Regions from separate parts of the Homo sapiens genome. Here region 1 is linked to region 2. Evidence: read pairs that join two places in POLR2A ChIA-PET (ENCODE). Cell type or tissue: Panc1. All regions are shown on one strand. Links, peaks and the distances in the headings refer to the core of each region. The heading gives the core; the rest is flanking DNA. Region 1 overlaps FCGBP (Fc gamma binding protein). Region 2 overlaps LOC124904719 (a long non-coding RNA gene).

Region 1 (9,904 bases), core at 1,480-9,479, 74 kb before region 2:
CCTGCCAGGAGGGCGCAGCCTGTGGGCCCCATGAGGAGTGCCGGTTAGAGGATGGTGTCCAGGCCTGTCATGCCACAGGCTGTGGCCGCTGCCTGGCCAACGGGGGCATCCACTACATCACCCTTGATGGCCGTGTCTACGACCTGCATGGCTCCTGCTCCTATGTCTTGGCCCAAGTCTGCCACCCAAAGCCTGGGGACGAGGACTTTTCCATCGTGCTTGAGAAGAATGCAGCTGGAGATCTCCAACGCCTCCTGGTTACTGTGGCTGGCCAGGTTGTGAGCCTAGCTCAGGGGCAGCAGGTGAGTCCATGTGAGCCTGCCCTGGGGGTCTGAAGGCAACACAGCCCCATCTAGGGGGTTCTGAGGGAGACACGACCCCACCCTGTAGGTATGAGAGGGACATTCCTCTAACATGGGAACTCTGGTACCTACCCTGGAAGGTTTGGTGAATGGTCCCACCGTGGGAGATTTTTGTGTTGTTTTGTGACAGGGTCTTGTTCTGTCACCCAGGCTGGAGTATATTGGCGTGATCACAGCTCACTGCAGGCTCAACCTGCTGGGCTCAAGCAATCCTCCCACCTCAGCCCCCCATGCCTAGCTAATTTTTTATTTTTGGTAGAGATGAGGTCTTGCTGTCACGGCCAGGCTGGTCTCGAACTCCTGGGCTCAAGTGATCCACCTGTCTGGGCCTCCCAAAGTGCTGGGATTATAGGTGTGAGTCACCACGCCAGGCCTGGGGCCCAAGAAGTTTAAGGGAAACATGACCTGACGTTAATGGGACTGAGGGAGATGCAGCTCTGGCCTGGGAGTGGGACAGGACAGCCTTGCCTGTGGTTCTGTGAGTTCCTGACCTACCCGACCCTTCCACCCAGGTCACCGTGGACGGCGAGGCTGTGGCCCTGCCTGTGGCTGTGGGCCGCGTGCGGGTGACCGCCGAGGGCCGAAACATGGTTCTGCAGACGACCAAGGGGCTGCGGCTTCTCTTTGATGGCGATGCCCACCTCCTCATGTCCATCCCCAGCCCCTTCCGTGGACGGCTCTGTGGCCTCTGTGGGAACTTCAATGGCAACTGGAGTGACGACTTTGTCCTGCCCAATGGCTCAGCAGCGTCCAGTGTGGAGACCTTCGGGGCTGCATGGCGGGCGCCCGGCTCCTCCAAGGGCTGTGGCGAGGGCTGCGGGCCCCAAGGCTGCCCAGTGTGCTTGGCAGAGGAGACTGCACCCTATGAGAGCAACGAGGCCTGCGGGCAGCTCCGGAACCCCCAGGGCCCCTTCGCGACCTGCCAGGCGGTGCTGAGTCCCTCTGAGTACTTCCGCCAATGCGTATACGACCTGTGCGCGCAAAAGGGTGACAAAGCCTTCCTGTGCCGCAGCCTGGCAGCCTACACGGCGGCCTGTCAGGCAGCTGGCGTGGCCGTGAAGCCCTGGAGGACAGACAGCTTCTGCCGTGAGTGTCCGTGGGTCCCTCGCAGGACTCTAGACCAGGTGTAGGGGCCCCTCCTGGCCCATTCCTTCTATTTGCATGTCGGAGTGGTTTCTCCCTGTAAAAGCGCTCCCTCCCCACCCCCTCCCACCCCACACCCACACAACTTCTTCTCCCACGGCATAGTCCACTGGCTTCCCTGCTATCCCTCTGACTGTTCCTTCTCAGCCTCCTGTCTGGGCCCACTCTGCTCAAACCTCAAATTCTCTTCTTCCCTAGTGTTCTATTCTGGACTCTTTCTGCAGTGACCTGAAAGGGAGAGTTGGATGGGTTGGGAGATCTGTGGCTCACACAGACCCTCCTTCTACCCCCGACAAGACCATATCCCCTCAGATCCCCCCAAGACAAGGCTGCAGGCTATTAAACACCCCGCTAAACTAGGACTGTACCTCTCATTCAATTCCCCATGGGAGGGACATCACCAGAGACTCTCAGGAAAAAGCAATGGCCCCTTCGGCTCCAGGTCAGAGCCAGGTCTCCCCTGGGCAGGACCTATACCCAGGGCGGTCATCCACACCCGCGGCCTTAGATTTGTTCTCATTGTTGACCATGGACCTGGTCTGTCTGTCTCAAGCCCTGAACTCTCTCCTGACTGTCAGCCCAGTGATCCTGATTTCTGACTTCTGGCCTTCAGAACTGTGGGAGAATGAATTTCCCCTGTTTAAGCTACAAAGTCTGTGGTAATTGTTAGGGTGTCCAAGACACCTTCCCCTGGGTGTCCTTACCGTCCCTCTTACCTGCTGTGTTCCCAAATAAAATCAGCATTTCACCCCCAGCCTGATGCTCCTTCCCCAAACCTGGTGGGCATTGCAGAACAGCCACACCTCCACCAATTGCTTAGCCAGAGACCAGGGACTTACCACAGATAATTCCCTTGGGTCCATATAGCCCCTGTCCCAACTCTGACCCCTCTGCCTGTGCCCCCCTATCCCAGCCCTGACCCCTTTGCCTGTGCCCCCCACACCCTGGCCCTGACCCCTCTGCCTGTGCCCCCTACCCAGCCCTGACCCCTCTGCCTGTGCCCCCTACCCCGGCCCTCAACCCTCTGTGTGTACCCTCCCCATCCCGGCCCTGACCCCTCTGCCTTTGCCCCCCCACCCCAGCCCTGACCCCTTTGCTTGTGCCCCCAACCCCAGCCCTCAACCCTCTGTTTGTGCCCTCCCCATCCTGGCGCTGACCCCTCTGCCTGTGTGCCCCCACTCTGGCCCCGACCTCTTTGCCTGTGCCCCCGACCCTGGTCCTGACCCCTCTGCCTGTGCCCCCTACCCTGGCCCTCAACCCTCTGTCTGTGCCCTCCCCATCCCAGCCCTGACCCTTCTGTCTGTAGCCCCCTACCCTGGCCCTGACCCCTCTGCCTTTGCCCCCTCATGCCTGCCCTGACCCCTCTGCCTGTGCCTCCCCACCCTGACCCTGACCTCTCTGTCTACACTCCCTGATGCAGCATGTTCACTTTGGGCTCTTCCTGTCTGTCCCACTGGAAGTGAGCTCTGTAGGACTGGGGTTGAGACTTTTCTCAGTATTTGTGTCCTCAGCACCGCCTAAAACAGGGCTGGGTGTGCAGTAGGCCCCCTTGGTTATCCAGGACCCTTTGGAGGTGTGACTCAGCCCTGCCTCCTCTCTCTGCAGCGCTCCATTGCCCCGCCCACAGCCACTACTCCATCTGCACTCGCACCTGCCAGGGATCCTGTGCGGCTCTCTCCGGCCTCACGGGCTGCACCACCCGCTGTTTTGAGGGCTGTGAGTGCGACGACCGCTTCCTGCTTTCCCAGGGTGTCTGCATCCCTGTCCAAGATTGTGGCTGCACCCATAATGGCCGATACTTGCCGGTGAGTAGGGGCTTGGGGTGGGCAGAGAGGGTAGAAGAGCTTGAGAGAGACCCAGAGATTCTGTGCTGACCTCTTCAAGGCTGGGGACAGAGGAGGTACCGCCATATCCCAGCTATGTGACTTGATGCAGGCAACCTCCCCCTATTAGTCTCCTGCAGCTTCTGTAACCAATTACCGCAGACATGGTAGCTTAAACAGGAGAAATTCATTCTCCCACAGTTCTGAAGGCCAAAAGTCAGAAATCAGGAATACTGGGCTGACATCAAGGTGTTGGCAAGGTGGCACTCCCTCCAGAGAAATCTAGGGGAGGCCATGCCCAGTGGCTCATACTTGCAGTCCCAGCCCTTTGGGAGGCCAAGGCGGGAGGATCACTTGAGCCCAGGAATTCAAAACCAGCTTGGGCAACATACAATTGTTTTTTTAATTAGCTGGGCATGGTGGTGCACACCTATAGTCCCAGCTACTCAAGAGGCTGAGGTGGGACAATGGCGTGACCCCAGGAGTTGGAGGCTGCAGTGAGCTATGATCACGCTGCCGCACTCCAGCCTGGGTGACAGAGCAAGACCTTACCTCTAAAGAAAAAAGGAAAAGAGCCAGGCACGGTGGCTCACACCTGTAATCCCAGCACTTTGGGAGACTGAGGCGGGCGGATCACGAGGTCAGAAGTTCAAGACCAGCCTGACCAACATGGTGAAACCCTGTCTCTACTAAAAATACAAAAATTAGCCGGGCATGGTGGTGCGTGCATGTAATCCCAGCTACTCAGGAGGCTGAGGCAGGAGAATCACTTGAACCCAGGAGGCGGAGGTGGCAGTGAGCCGAGATTGCGCCACTACACTCCAGCCTGGGTGACAGACCGAGACTCCATGTCAAAAAAAAAAAAAAAAGAAAAGAAAAGAAAAGAAAAAAGAAATCTAGGGGAAAATCTGTTTGTTGCCTCTTCCAGTTGCTGGTTGCTGCAGGTTTTCCTTGGTTGTGGCCACATCACACCAACCTCTGCCTCCTCTTCTGAGTGTGTCATAACACCTCCCTCTGCTTCTCTCTTATAAGGATACACGTGATTGCATCTAAGGCTCACTCAGATAATCCAGGAGAAATTTTCCATCTTCAGATCCTTAATTCAATCACATCTGCAAACACACTTTTCCCATATAAGGTGACATTTACTCATTACAGGGATTAGGACCTGATATCTTGGGGCGGGGGCATCATTTGGCCCCTCCTTGAACTGCATTTTCTTCACCTGTAAAATGGGACTAATCACCATCTTTGTACCATAGGTATCTGAGGATCAGGCCCGATTATACAGGAAAGATACCCACTGAGCACTGGGCCTTGCCCTGCATGTTCATCACACTCAGTAAAAAGAAAGAGCAGTTTACAGCGGGGCGCAGTGGCTCACACCTGTAATCCCAGCACTTTAGGAGGCCAAGGCGGGCGGATCAAAAGGTCAGGAGTTCGAGACCAGCCTGGCCAATATGGTGAAACCCCGTCTCTACTAAAAATACAAAAATTAGCTGGGTGTGGTGGTGGACACCTGTAGTCCTAGCTACTCGGGAGGCTGAGGAAGGAGAATCCCGTGAACCCGGGAAGTGGAAGTTGCAGCGAGCCGAGATTGTGCCACAGCACTGTAGCATGAGCAACAGACCGAGACTCCATGTCAAAAAGAAAAAAAAAGAAATAGCAGTTTACAACAGTGCAAATAGGTAGCCCAGCTAATAATTGTTTAATAATATGAATTAAATTGAAGAATTGATTTATTCTTGTTAATAATTTTTTTGAGCTCTTACTATGCACCATGTTTGTTATGGGTGTTATTATTTATTTATTTATTTATTGAGATAGGATTGCACTCTGTCTTTCAGGCAGGAGTGCGGTGGCATGATCACGGCTTACTACAGCCTCAAACTCCTGGGCTCAAGCGATCTTTCTGTCTCAGCTTCCTGAGTAGCTGGGACCACAGGCTCACACTGCCATCCCTGGCTGACTATTTAATTTTTATGTAGAAATGGGATCTCGCTATGTTGTCCAGGCTGGTCTCAAACTCCTGGGCTCAAGCAATCCTCCTGCCTTGGCCTCCTAAAGTGCTGGGATTACAGGGATGAGCCACCTCTCCCGGCCATGTTCTGGATGTTAATTCATTTAATAATCACAACAATCCTATGCAATAGATACTATGACTATTTTCCCCATTTTACAGATGAAGAAATTGTGACATAGAGAAGTCAGCCCGAGGCTAGCCATTAACATGCAGCACTAACTTGCATTGCTTGCAAATGGAGCCAAATTTTGCTCTTTCCTTGAGGTCTCACTGCCTACTGGAAGCCATCCTTGATCCCCTAGGCTGGGTTAGGTGCCTCCTCTGAACCCCTCAGCTCCCTATGCTTCCCCATCTCTGCCCTGACCCCTCTGCCTATGCCCGAAGTCTTGGATTTGTGAGTCTGGCCTTCATGGGAGAGGTCTGGCCTAGAGATGTGGAAATCATCATTGTAGAGATGGCATTTATTTTGTTAATTACATTTCTTCATTTCTTACCTGTATCAGTTAGCTTTTGCTGGGTTACAGATCACTCCAAAACGTTGTGGCTTAAAACAATTATTCATTTAGTTTGCAATTTTGTGACTGCAGTTTAGGCTGGACTTGGCTGGGTGGTTCTTCTGCTATCCTCTGGGCTTACTCATGTATAATATCTGTAGTCAGCTGGTGGGTCAGCTGAAGGCTGCCTGGTCTAGGGTGGCCTGAGCTGGAAGAGTTATCTATGTTCCATGGGGTCACTCATCTTCTAGGGAGCTAGCCCAGGCTTGTTCTCATGGTGGCTGGGCAGGATTCTGTGTATGTGAGAGAGAGAGAAGGAAAGAGAAGCTGTGAGGTCTCTTGAGGTCTAGGCTTAAACCTGTTACAACATTGCTTCTTCTGTGTTTCATTGACCTAAATATAGTCTTACGGCCAACCCAGATTCATAGGGAGGGGGAAATAAACTCTATTTCTTAATGGGAGTCTGTAAAGTCACTCTGCATGGATACAGAGGGTTCAAGCAGTGTGGCCATTTTTGCGATCCATCCCACCACCATAACCTGGCCCCTTTCTGTGCACAGGTAAACTCCTCCCTGCTGACCTCAGACTGCAGCGAGCGCTGTTCCTGTTCCTCAAGCTCTGGCCTGACATGCCAGGCAGCTGGCTGCCCACCAGGCCGTGTATGTGAGGTCAAGGCTGAAGCCCGGAACTGCTGGGCCACCCGTGGTCTCTGTGTCCTGTCTGTGGGTGCCAACCTCACCACCTTTGATGGGGCCCGTGGTGCCACCACCTCTCCTGGTGTCTATGAGCTCTCTTCCCGCTGCCCAGGACTACAGAATACCATCCCCTGGTACCGTGTAGTTGCCGAAGTCCAGATCTGCCATGGCAAAACGGAGGCTGTGGGCCAGGTCCACATCTTCTTCCAGGATGGGATGGTGACGTTGACTCCAAACAAGGGTGTGTGGGTAAGTTTGTGAGTAGGGGGTAGGGAATGTCTCCCTGGGCTTTTGCTCTTCTGATTACAGTGTCCCCACATTCCTGGCTTCCTTTCTGTCTTGCGATCTGTTTTCTTTATCCAGGTCTCTGCGGTTTAGTCTCTGGATTTGTATTTATCTCAATATTTCAAACTTGGTCCCTCTGTTCTGGCTGAGTTCTAGAGGAGCAAAAACATACTCAAGCAACTTAATAGTTTTGACATTAGTATGAATCGAGACTCTATGGGTTGCAAGTGACTTAAAACCAAATTCAAACTGCCTTAAGCAAAATTGAATTTATTAGTCCATGTAGCTAGAAAATCCCAGGATAGAGCCTCAGGAATGGCTGGATCTAGGTGCCCTGGCAATATTATCAGAAATTTGTACTTCCGTCTTTGAGACTTGCTATTTGCCAAATCAGCTTTGTTCTCAAACAGGCTTTCCACTTACAGGTGTAAAGACGACCCCCGCCCAGCTGCCCAGGCCTACACCCCACCAGCTTATCTACCTTAACAGAAAATGGTTCAATAAAAGACCCAGGATTATATCTCACTGAGCCAGTTTGGGTCACATGCCCACCCCTGGAGCCAATCACTGTGACTTTAGGGAGGAAGTTCCGTGATTGGTCAAGGCTGGGGGTGGGGGGTCACATAATGTGTCAGGGTTTCCCATAACCTGGTTCAGTGATTCACTAGGACTCACAGGACTCAGCATATAGTTGTACTTAGGGCTAAGATGTATCATAGGGAAAAGATACGAAGTGAAATTGACACAGGGAAAAGGTGCATCGCACAAAGTCCAGGGGAAATCATGTGCAAGCTTCCGAGAGTCCTTTCTCGGTAGAGTCACACAGGATGTGCTTAATTCCTCCAGCAACAAAGTTGTGATGAAACATGAAATGTCATCTGCCAGGGAAATTCATAGAGTCTCAGTGCCTGGGGTTTTGGTATCCACCTACCAAAATTCCAGACTCCTAGAAGGAAACTCCCAGAAGATGCTCAGCATCTTTGTTCATCACTGGACTATAAGCCGCAGGTAGGCAGGGATCCTGTCCATCTTGGTCACCAGTTTGTTCCCAGTACCCAGATCAGGGCATGGCACCTAGAGGGTACTCAGTAAAAGGCTGGTTTTGTGAATAAACTCAGCCCTGCTCCTTTTGTGCCAGGCCATGTGCTGGGTAACAGAGATGACTCGGACTCAGTCGTTATACTTGGAAAGCTTGCACCCTACTGAGACTTTCCATCCACTAGTCTTCATCTGTCCTTCACTACACCCATCCTCCCTTTTCCCCTCCTTCCTTCCAGCATCTATTCTACCCCCTTCTCTTTTTCCTATTTCCTTCCTTCTAGTCTTTTTCCCTTCCTTCTTTCTTCCATCCACCCACCCATCTGTCCATCCATCCATCCACCCACCAATCCACCCATCCACCCATCCATCCCTCCATCCATCCACCCACCCACCCACCCACCCATCTGTCTTTTCAGATCTATCTACCTATCTCTCCAATCATCTGGCAGAGGAAAACTCAGATACAAAAGCATTTAGAGGGCTGGGCATGGTGGCTCATGCCTGTAATCCCAGCGCTTTGGGAGGCCGAGGCGGGCAGATCACTTGAAGTCAGGAGTTAGAGACCAGCCTGGCCAACACGGCAAAACCCTGTCACTACTAAAAATACAAAAATTAGCCGAGCATGGTGGCACATGCCTGTAGTCCCAGCTAAGGCAGGAGAATCACTTGGACCCGGGAGGCGGAGGTTGCAGTGAACTGAGATCGCGCTATTGCACTCCAGCCTGGGCGACAGAGCAAGACTCTATCTCAAAAAAAAAACTAAAACCAAAACCAAAAAACAAAACAACAACAACAACAACAAAAAACAAACAAACAAAAGAAGGATTTACAAAAAAAAAAAAAAAAAAGACAAGTCTTTTAAGGAAGTTTCTCTAGGGAATCTAACTTTAGAAGGGTTAATTCACCAACTAACATAGACAACAGTTATGTAAAGGAAAAACTCACAAAGTTACTGGATCTGCAGCCTATGATGAAGAAAAAGTAATTTTCTCACATGATTATTATATTTGCTAAAGTCATTACTTATCTTCAGACATCAGCATTGCAAAAATAAAGGATAACGTTGTTTTGGTTAGGGAACCAATAACTTACAGGATGTGCTCAAAGTTTGTTTTATTTTGCAAACTAGAACCAGGCTGAGGGAGGCAGATCACCTGAATCCAGGAGTTCAAGACCAGCCTAGACAACACAGTGAGACCCTATCTTTAGAAAAAAATACAAAAATTAGCCTGGTGTGGTGGCACACATCTGTAGTCCTGTAGTCTCAGCTACTCAGAAGGCTGAGGTGGGAGGATTGATTGAGTCTAGGAGGTCAGGGCTGCAGTGAGCTGTGATTGCACCACTGCACTCCAGCTGGGATGACAAAGCAAAACCCTATCTTAAAAAAAAAAAAAAGAAAAGAAAAAGAAAACTAGAACCATAAGGATGACCCTGGGGTTTGATTGTTTGTCTGTCTGTTTGCTTATCTGTCTGGTACAAAATGCTTCCCCCACCGACTTTGGGGTGTTGTGTAGATCCATGGGTACGTCTCTCCATCCCTCCACTCTCCATCCTTTTATCCGTCTATCCAGATCTCTAGCTATCTTCTCATGTATCCATTGCTCCAAATAGTGCAAACATCCAGGTCTTCATCTCTTTCAGCACCTGCCTCTTTGATTTAGCTCCATGAACTTATCTTGTTTGGGGTCTCCATCCTCCATCCTGGTAACACCCAGCTATTCTGGGGCTGTGGCCTCACCTCTGTGTTTGCTGGGCATCCCCCACCAGGTGAATGGTCTCCGAGTGGATCTCCCAGCTGAGAAGTTAGCATCTGTGTCCGTGAGTCGTACACCTGATGGCTCCCTGCTAGTCCGCCAGAAGGCAGGGGTCCAGGTGTGGCTTGGAGCCAATGGGAAGGTGGCTGTGATTGTCAGCAATGACCATGCTGGGAAACTGTGTGGGGCCTGTGGAAACTTTGACGGGGACCAGACCAATGATTGGCATGACTCCCAGGAGAAGCCAGCGATGGAGAAATGGAGAGCGCAGGACTTCTCCCCAT
Region 2 (10,833 bases), core at 1,509-9,508:
CAGTGCTTAAAAGAAATCTGATAGATGTATATGCCTATATTAAGGAAGTGATTGAAAATAACCTAAATTTTCACCTTAAGACACTGAAAAAGAAGAGCAAGCTACACATAAAGCAAGTAGAAAAAGAAAATAATAAAAGATTGGAGCAGAAATAAGTGAAATAGAGAATAGAAAAACAATAGAGAAAATCAACCAAACCAAGAGTTGACTCTTTTACAAACCAAAATATTGGCAAAACATTGGCTAGATATACCAGGAAAAAATAGCAGACTGGATTACTAGAATCAAAAATGAAAAAGGGACTTCGAAATGTACAATAAATTATTATTTATTATAATTACCATTTTATGCAATAGATTACTAAAGTTTATTCTTCCTGTCTAACTGAAACTGTACCTTTTGATCAACAGTTTCCCTTTCCCCATCCATCTTCCTCCCCAGCCTCTGGTAATCACCATTTTACTCTCCACTTCTGTGAGTTTGACTCTTTTAGATTCCATGTATCTCACATATATATGGAGTCTATTTGTCTTTCTGTGCCTGGCTTATTTCACTTATCATAAATGTCATCATGAAAAATAAGTATGTGAGGTGACAGATTTATTAATTAGTTTTATTTAACCATTTAACAATATAAACATAGCAAAACATCACATTGTACCCCATAAATATATATAATTACTATTTTTTCAATTAAAATAAAATTTAAATTTTTAAAAAAAGAAATGAAAGAGGAGACATTACTACCAACCTTATAGAAATAAATGCTGTGAGCAACTATTTGCTAATAAACTAGATACTTGAGATGAAAAACAAATTTCTAGAAAGACACAAACTACTGAAACTGAGTCTAAGAGAAATAGGACATCTACATAAATCTATAGCAAGCAAAGAAAGTGAATTAATAATATAAAAACTACCCACAAAGAAAACCCTAGGCCCTTCACCACTGACCCTACCAAACATTTGAAGAAGAATTAATATCAGTTCTTCACAAAGGTTTCCAATAAATAGAAGAGGGAACACTGCCCAACTCATTCTTAAGGCCAGTATTACCCTGGTACCAAGACCAAGCAAAGACACCACAAGAAACCTACAGCCCAATATCTTTTTACCAATACAGATGCAAAAATCCTCAAATAAATACTAGCAAATGGAATCCAGTAATATATAAAAAGAAGTACGTACCATGAAAAATGAGCTTTATCACAGGATGAATGCAAGATTGGTTTTACATCCCCAAATCAATTAATATAGTATATCCTATCAGTTGAATACAAAACAAAAACCACATGATCATCTCAATAGATACAAAACAAGCATTTAGCAAAATCCCATTCATGGTAAAAACTCTCAGGAAGTTAACAATAGAAGAGAACTTCCCCAACCTGACACTGGGGCCTCTACGAAGCACATCTAACATCATACTTAGTGAAAACAGACTGGATGCTTTCCCCCGAAGATCAGGAACAAGGCAAAGGTGTCTGCTTCCACCACTTCACCATTGTACTGGAGGTTCTAGTCAGGATAGGCATGAAAGGAAAAAAAAAAAAAAAAAGCATCCATCCAGATTGAAAGGAAGAAGTAAACTCTTTGCAGATGACATGATCTTGTATATAGAAAAATCCTAAGAAGTCCAGCAAATAACTGTTAGAACTATTGAACAAGTTCAGCAAGGTTGCAGGATACCAGGTCAATATATAAAAATCAATTGTATTTCCATATGCTTGCAATGAATAATCTGAAAACGAAATCAAGAAAACAATTCCATTTACAATAGCATCAAAACCAATAAAAAATTCGGAATAAATTTAGCAAAAGAAATGCAAAACTTATACTCTAAAAATGGTGAGATTTTGTTGAAAGAAATGAAAGAGGATTTAAATAAATGGAAAAAAAATCTCTCTTGTATATGGATCAGAAGCCTTGTATTGTTAAAATGGCAATACTCCCTAAATTGATCTACAGGTTCAGTGGAATCCCTGTCAGAATCTCAGCTGACTTTGTAGAAATTGGCAAGCTGAATGTACAATTCATATGGAATCGCAAGGGACCCAGAATAACCAATATAATCTTGAAAAAGAAAAGCAAAGTAGGACTGGCACTTCCCAACTTCAAAATTTACTGAAATTACTTTTGTACCAACCTAAGGCAAAAGTAATCAAGACAGTGTGGTACAGACATGAAGACAGACATATAGATCAAAAGGATAGAAGTAGAATCTAGAAATAAAACCACGTGTCTACGGCCAACTGACTTTCCACTAGGTTGCCAAGATTACTCAGTGGGGAAGTGATAGTCCTGTTAACAAATGGTTCTGGGACAACTGGATGGCCACATACAAAAGAATAAAGTTGGGCTCTTATCTCAAGTTTGTGTCATTTTAAAAAAAACTTCATTGAGATGCAATTCACAAACCATAACATTTACCCATTTAGTATACAATTCAATAGTTTTTCATATATTCACAGATATGGACAACAATCACCATGATCAATTTTAGATTTTCATCCCCTCCAAAAGAAACCTTATGTCTTCAGCTATCATCCCCTGTCACTCCATCCTCCCCATCCCTAAGCCACCATCTACTTTCTCTCTATAGGGATGGGAGAGCTGCTGTCACAAACCAAGGAACACGTGGAGCCACCAGAAACTGGGGGAGGCAAGAAAGGATCCTCTCCTAGAGCCTTTAGAGGGGGTGCAGCCCTGCCAACACCTTGATTCCTGACTTCTACCCTCCCCTCCAGATTTGCAAGACAATAAATTTCTGTTGTTTAAACCACCCAGCTTGTGGTCCTGTAATTGCAGCAGCCCCAAGTTAACACAGTCACTTTCTACCCTCAGTTAGAAATCAGCTTGTTATGCCTCTTACCACAGGGGATACAAATTCAACCCATCAGTAGTCCTTCCTAGCTAATACCAGCTCTCTAAGGTACCTGTGTCTGAGCTACTAACACACACACCCCTAACCATTATGGTGAGTTTTCCTATAGCAATTCCTCGATCCTCTCATGAGAGCTGACCACTCTGGTTTAACAGAAATGTTTTAGAACTTTTGTATCTCAAAGTGAAGGAGTGTGGCTGTCAATCTGTTTACTCCCAGAATACCCACATCCCTTAAGATTTTCCCTTCCTGGGTTCTTAGCAATTGGGGTAAACACTTGCTTTACATGTGTGTGACTGAAGAGTTATTCTAGTGACTTTTTCAGAAGACAGAAGATCTGTTCCAAGAAGGCTAGTCATTTCTGCTATCCAGAAACAACTAGCTGGAATCCTTAACAATCTCTTTCCAATAAAGTAAAACATTAAAGTGACAAGGTTTTTTTTTTTTTTTTTTTTTTTTTTTTTTTTTGAGACGAAGTCTCGCTCTGTCGCCCAGAGACTGGAGTGCAGTGGCGCGATCTCCGCTCACTGCAAGCTCAGCCTCCCGGGTTCACGCCATTCTCCTGCCTCAGCCTCCCGAGTAGCTGGGACTGCAGGCGCCTGCTACCACGCCCGGCTATTTTTTTGTATTTTTAGTAGAGATGGGGTTTCACCGTGGTCTCGATCTCCTGACCTCGTGATCCGCCCGCCTTGGCCTCCCAAAGTGCTGGGATTACAGGCGTGAGCCACCGCGCCCGGGCCACATTTTAATTTATTTAATTATCATGACGTTTTTATTTAGTTATCACAACAACTTTATGATGTAGACATTAACTGTTATTATCTCAATTTCCCAGATGAGGAAACCGAAGCTCAGAGAGGTGAATCACTTGCTCAAATTCATCCAGGTAGAAGTTGCAGAGATGGGACTCTCATTTAGGCTAACCTCTTGGTCCAGGGCCTTAACCACAACTGTGTCATCTCAGGTGGAGGAAAGAGAGAAGTGAAGCGCCTGGGGGCTGGTTGCAGAGAGGAAGTGGCTAACGTTACCCCAGCACTTCTTGACACTTACACTGAGACATGCAGCAGAAGGGACCAGTTTCCAGTCACTCTTCCCGCTTCCCACTGAAGTCACCCTCCAGGTCCCCCTTTGCTTTAACCAAGAGGCTTCAAACTGTCAAAGGAGAAGGCATTATAAAAGTCAAGCCAGGCGTGGTGGCTCACAGCTGGAATCCCAGCTACTCAGGAGGCTGAGGAGGGAGGATGGCTTGCAGCCAGGAGTTCGAGGCCAGCCTGAGAAACATAATGAGACCTCATTTCCTGAAGAAAAAAAAAAAAAAGAGAGCAGGTGGGGTGGTATGATGTTCTCTGAACATCTCTTCCCTGGGACTCCTCTCTTGGCACCCTTTCCCCTGAGCTTTAGAAGAGTGCCCAATTTTTTTGTCCATCGAGCAGTGTAATAAACCTACTCTCAAAAATTAAGACAGTTCGGCCGGGCACAGTGACCCATGCCTGTTAATCCCAGCACTTTGGGAGGCAGAGGCGGGTGGATCACGAGGTCAGGTAATCGAGACCATCTTGCCAACATGGTGAAACCCCGTCTCTACCAAAAATACAAAAATTAGCTGGGTGTGGCGGCGCGTGCCTGTAATCCCAGCTATTCGGGAGGCTGAAGTGGGAGAATCACTTGAACCCGGGAGGCGCAGATCGCAGTGAGCCAAGATCACGCCACTGCACTCCAGCCTGGCAACAGAGCGAGACTCTGTCTCAATAAATAAATAAATAAATAAATAAATAAATAAATAAATAAATAAAAATTAAGACAGTTCATTAAGCAGACGTGGAGACGGCCTGGAGTATGATAGGATTTTAGGATTTTTTTTTAAAGGCAGGAGACAAAGTTGTTAATCACAATTTGCCCATTATGTAGACTCTATGTGAATACAGACATGGAGAGGGCCAGGGAAAGAAGGAGACAGTTGCTTTGGGCATTGTAAGAAAACTCACTCTTCAATAGATGCTCTCTCTCTCTCTTTTTTTTTTTTTTTTTTTTGAGACAGAGGAGTCTCCCTCTCTCGCCTAAGCTGGAGTGCAGTGGTGCGATCTCGGCTTACTGCAACCTCCGCCTCCCAGGTTCAAGCGATTCTCCCACCTCAGCCTCCTGAGTAGCTGAGCTGGTATTACAGGCGAGGGCCACCACGCCTGGCTAATTTTTGTATTTTTAGTAGAGACAGGGTTTCACCATGTTGGCCAGAGTGGTGTCGAACTCCTGACCTCAGGTGATCCTCCAGCCTTGGCCTTCCAAAGTGCTGGTATTACAGGTGTGAGCCACCGTGCCCTGCCTTCAATAGATAGTCTTAAACAAAAACCTTAACAAAATAATCAGAGATATTGAGGGTTTTAAAAGAAATCTTTAGCATTTCAAAGGTTTGGACGAGGGGGATTGGATACATTTTTAAAATAAATTTTTTATTTTAGAATGGTTTTAGATTTACAGAAAAATTAAGGAGACAGTACAATTACGATTTGTCGGAATGTATAGCAGAATTTGCCCATAAAACCTTCTAGGACTTTCTTAGATCTTTTACTTCCTTTGTAAGTTCTTTGGTTATTGGTCCATTCAGACTTCCTATTTTTTCGTAGACTAATTGTTGCCATTAAAACTTCCATGAAGAATCTTCCATTTTCATCTTCATTTAAATTTTTAGGTTTAAAAAAAAAAAAAAAGAACCCTCTGCCTCCCCAGGCCCCTGGGGATCCAACCCTCGCTCCTGATTGGACATCAAGGATAAGGGGTGAGGCTTAAGCGCTGAGTGACATATTGAAAGTCGAGCGGGGAACTTGGACAGAACCTCTTGTTAGAAAGCAGGTTGGGGCGGCCGGGTCAACTCGTGTTTCCCGACCAGTTTGTGGACCTAGGAAACAGGGGTCCCTGTGCACAACAGGAGTGCTGCCCACCGGCAGGAGATGGCACAGAGGACCACAGCCTGGCTCAGTTCCCCTGCAAACATCATCCCAAGCGCCCCGCGCGCTTTCATGGGATGTTCGCGGAGCGCCCCCTGGAGCTCAAAGGCTGGTGGTGACCCTGGAGTTAGGCATCTGGGCTGCTTAATACATTCATTTCCCAAACTCTCAGGACATGGCTTAGCCCCAGGCTTCTGGGATTGCTCCCCAGGATCAGTTCCCACTTCCCAGTCAAGTTCCACCACCACGACCCCTTGCTTCACCGGGGGGTGAGATGCAGCTCACCAATTCCTCCGAAGACAGACATCCCTGTTACATGTAGGGAACAGCTTTTGTTGTTGTTGTTGTTTTAAAAAGCTCCCACCACACCTGCCACCAACAATTCTCAATGTTTTATTTTTCTTAAATGTTCATGCAAACAGAATAACAAAGTAAACAACCGTGTACTCACTATTTCACCGCTTAATACAGTCGTTTATTAAATTTCAGAAGTAAGCTATGCTCACCATAAAAAATGCCTAAACATTACGAAAGTCAAAAGCAAAACTCCAGGCTGTGGTCTTATCCTCCAGCTCATAGGGTCCCTTCTAGAGAACGTGGTTGTATTTGCAAATCTGCACTCAGAGGATGGGTGGGTTACAAGAGAGCACTCTATACCAGGGGTCCCCAACACCCCCGCTCCCCACCCCCACAGACGGGTACCCATGGTGGCCTGTTAGGAACCAGACCGCCACAGCAGGAGGTGAGCAGCGGGCCAGCCAGCAAAGCTTCATCTATATTTGCAGCCACTCCCCATCGCTGGCATTACAGCCTGAGCTCCGCCTCCTGTCAGGTCAGCTTGGGCACTAGATTCTCACAGGAGCGCAAACTCTATTGTGAACTGCGCATTCGAGGGATCTAGGTTGCATGCTCCTTATGAGAATCGAATGCCTGATGATCTGTCACTGTCTCCCATCACCCCCAGATGGGACCATCTAGTTGCAGGAAAACAAGTTCAGGGCTCCCATTAGATTTGACATTATGGTGAGTTGTATACTTATTTGATGATATATTATAATGTAATAATAATAGAAATAAAGTGCACAATAAATGTATTATGCTTGAATTTTCCCCAAACAATCCCCCACCCCAACCCACCCACCCCACCGCTGCCGTCTGTGGAAAAATTTTCTTCCACGAAACCAGTTCCTGGTGCCAAAAACATTGGGGACCGCTGCACCTCACAGTTCCGCAGCTGCTACCATCCTGGTTTATCGATACATCTTGAGGCCTCCAGGTCAGCCCCTGCAGCTTTACCTTCTTGTTTATAGCTGCATAGACTTAGATGGTCAGAGAATAGTCCAGTCTCTGTTCCATCCAGCTTTAGAGCCTCAGCGTTTCTTCACATCAGTCACTTACTTATTAATTATTTAAAGGTTCTTGCTTCTTCTTCCTGAAACTAAAGGAGAGGTACCTGATCAAGTTGAATTTTGCAAAGGTGAGTAGTGACTTTTACAGCTAACTCCTGGGATTGGCTGGTGGAACTCAAGGGCTCCAGCCCTCACTAAGTTCTCTTAGGGAATCATTCATTCCTTTAAGATCAAGCTAGACATTTTTTTTTTTTTTTTGAGACAGAGTCTCGCTCTGCCACCCAGGCTGTAGTGCGGTGGCACGATCTTGGCTCACTGCAACCTCTGCCTCCCAGGTTAAAGCGATTCTTCTGTCTCAGCCTCCTGAGTAGCTGGGACTACAGGCGCATGCCACCACACCTGGCTAATTTTTTTTTTTTTTAAGTAGAGACAGGGTTTCATCATATTGGTCAGGCTGGTCTCGAACTCCTGACCTCATGATCTGCCCATCTCTGCCTCCCAAAGTGCTGGGATTACAGACATGAGCCACGGCGCCCGGCCGAGCTAGACATTTTTTTTTTAAAATTAAGACATTATTATTATAATTTTTTTTGAGATGGAGTTTCACTCTTGTTGTCCAGGCTGGAGTGCAATGGTGCGATCTTGGCTCACTGCAACCTCTGCCTCCTAGCATCAAGCGATTCTCCTGCCTCAGCCTCCCAAGTAGCTGGGATTACAGACATGCACCACCATGCCCGGCTAATTTTGTATTTTTAGTAGAGATGGGGTTTCACCATGTTGGTCAGGCTGGTTTGAACTTCTGACCTCAGGTGACCAAACCACCTCAGCCTCCCAAAGTGCTGGGATTACAGGCGTAAGCCACTGCGCCTGGCAATAGACATTATTTTTTGAAGCAGTTTGAGGCTTACAGAAAATTGAGCAGGTAGTACGCAGTTCCCATATACCACTCAGCCCCTAATACCTTTCCCTATCATTTTGTTCTAAATTTATTTGTTTTTTAAAATTGTATGACTTTATCTTGTACAATATAATGTTTTGAAATATGTATACATTGTGGAATGGTTAAATCTAGCTTATTTATTTATTTATTTATTTTTTGAGATGGAGTTTCACTCTTGTTGCCCCAGCTGGAGTGCAATGGCGCAATCTCGGCTCACTGCAACCTCCGCCTCCAGGGTTCAAGTGATTCTCCTGCCTCAACCTCCTGACTAGCTGGGATTACAGGCATGTGACACCATGCCTGGCTAATTTTGTATTTTTAGTAGAGATAGGGTTTCTCCATGTTGGTCAGGCTGGTCTTCGAACTCTCCACCTCAGGTGATCCTCCTGCCTCAGCCTCCCAAAGTGGTGGGATTACAGTTGTGAGCCACTGCACCTGGCCAAATCAGCTAATTTAAAGAAATGTGTTACCTCACATAGTTATCATCTATTTTTTTGTGGTGAGAACACCTAACATCTACTCTCTTAGCATTTTTCAAGAATGCAATATATCACCATTAATTATAGTCATCATGCTGTCCAATAGATCTCTTGAACTTATTCCTTCTATCTAAATGTAATTATGCATCCTTTGACCAGTGTCTTCCCAACTCCCCTTTACCCCCAATGACCCCAGATTCCTTTAACCGCCATTCTACTCTCTACTTCTATGAGGTCCACTTTAAAAAATGTATTTATTTTTTCAATTTTTTTAAATTATTTATTATTTATTTATTTATTTATTTATTGAGACGGAGTTTCCCTCTTGTCGCCCAGGCTGGAGTGCAATGGTGCGATCTTGGCTCACTGCAACCTCTGCCTTCCGGGTTCAAGTGATTCTCTTGCTTTAGCCTCCTGGGTAGCTAGGATTACAGGCGCCCGCCACCATGCCCAGCTAATTTTTTTTTGTATTTTTAGTAGAGATGAGGTTTCACCATGTTGGCCAGGCTGATCTCGAACTCCTGACCTCAGGTGATCCACCCGCCTTGACCTCCCAAAGTGCTGAGATTACAGGCGTGAGCCACTGCGCCCAGCCTTATTTATTTTTATTATTTTATTTCAGTAGGTTTTTGGGGGAACAGGTGGTGTTTGGTTACATGAATAATTTCCTAAGTGGCAATTTCTGAGATTCTGGTGCACCCATCACCCAAGCAGTGTACATTGTACCCAATATGTAGTCTTTTATCCCTCACCTCCATCCCATTCTTTCCCCTGAATCCCCAAAGTCCATTGTGTCATTCTTATGCCTTTGGATCTTCATAGCTTAGCTCCCACTTATGAGTGAGAAAGTATGATGTTTGGTTTTCCATTCCTGAGTTACCTCACTTAAAATAATGGTCTCTAATCTCATCCAGGTTGCTGCAAATGCCATTATTTCATTCCCTTTTTATGGCTGAATAGTATTCCATGGTATGTGCGATATATATATATATATATATCTCACATTTCCTTTATCCACTTGTTGATTGATGGGCATTTGGGCTGGTTCTATATTATTGTAATTGTGAATTGTGTTGCTATAAACATGTGTGTGCAAGTATCTCTTTTGTATAATGACTTATTTTCCTCTAAGTAGATACCCAGTAGTGGGATTGCTGGATCAAATGGTAAATCTACTTTTTGCTCCTTAAGGAATCTCCACTGTTTTCTCCAGTGGTTGTACTAGTTTACATTCCCACCAACGGTGTAAACGTGTTCCCTTTTCACACATGCACAACACCTATTATTTTTTGATTTTTTGATCTTTGATTTTGTTATTTTTTGATTATGGCCATTCTTGCAGGAGTAAGGTGTAAGTAAGGTGTCAGATCCACCTTTTAGGATTCCACATGTGTATGAGATCATGTGGTATTTGTCTTTCTGTGTTTGGTTTATTTCATTTAACATAATGTCCTTTAGGCTCATCTATGTTGCAAATGACAGGATTTCATTTTTTTAAATTATTTTTTAATGGCCAAATAGTACTCCATTGTGTATAAATCACACTTTTTGTTGTTGTTTTTAGATGGAGTCTCGCTCTGTTGCCAGGCTGGAGTGCAGTGGCGTGATCTCGGCTCACTGCAACCTCCGCCTCCTTGGTTCAAGCAATTATCCTGCCTCAGCCTCCCAAGTAGTTGGGACTACAGGTGTGCACCACCACACCCAGCTAATTTTTGTATTTTTAGTAGAGACCAGGTTTCACCATGTTGGCCAGGCTGGTCTTGAACTCTTGACCTCAGGTGCTCCACCCTCCTCGGCCTCCCAAAGTGCTGAGATTACAGGCGTGAGCCACTGTGCCTGGCCTATTATTTTATTAAATACTTTCTTACCCTTTTCTCTCTCTTTGCCTTCTGGGACCCCAGTAATTTGAAAATTTGGTTGCTTTATGGTATCATATGTCATGAAGGCTTTTATCATTCTTTTTAAATTCTTTTTTATTTTTGTCTTCCTGGGTTATTTCAAAAGATATGGCTTCAAGTTCTGAAATTCTTTTTTCTACTTGATTTAGTCTGTTGTTGAAGCTTTCAAATATATTTTGTATTTCATTCAATGAAGTCTTCATTTCCAGAATTTGTTTGGTTCTTTTTTATATCTATCTCTTTGGTAAATTTCTCATTCATATCCTGAATTGTTTTTCTGATTTGTTTGTATTATTTTTCTGAGTTCTTTTGTATCTCACTGAGCTTCTTTAATATCATTA

Evidence for each region. Peaks named below come from ENCODE experiments on the same cell type or tissue, not always from the same donor. Only the 100,000 strongest peaks of a DNase experiment are listed, where the experiment ranks them.
Region 1: POLR2A ChIA-PET joins it to region 2 with 11 read pairs; 4 of 35 experiments call an interaction of 5 or more read pairs at or near these places.

Annotation. Positions count from the first base shown.
Region 1 is chr19:39,863,622-39,873,525 of GRCh38, reverse strand. It overlaps FCGBP (Fc gamma binding protein), which reads left to right. Exons shown (of 36, transcript NM_003890.3): 31 at 1-302; 32 at 875-1,448; 33 at 3,111-3,310; 34 at 6,406-6,789; 35 at 9,634-9,904. Among named protein-coding and RNA genes, the nearest start is that of FBL, 22 kb to the right of the region's middle. RefSeq lists an enhancer at 5,898-7,097. In Panc1, for the core only: no CTCF peak of the experiment used is centred there; no DNase peak of the experiment used is centred there; H3K27me3 peaks cover 1,176 bases.
Region 2 is chr19:39,788,247-39,799,079 of GRCh38, reverse strand. It overlaps LOC124904719 (a long non-coding RNA gene), which reads left to right. Exons shown (of 2, transcript XR_007067258.1): 2 at 2,603-2,782. Among named protein-coding and RNA genes, the nearest start is that of LEUTX, 15 kb to the right of the region's middle. In Panc1, for the core only: no CTCF peak of the experiment used is centred there; DNase peaks (open chromatin) are centred at 2,977 and 5,709; H3K4me3 peaks cover 581 bases; H3K27me3 peaks cover 2,134 bases.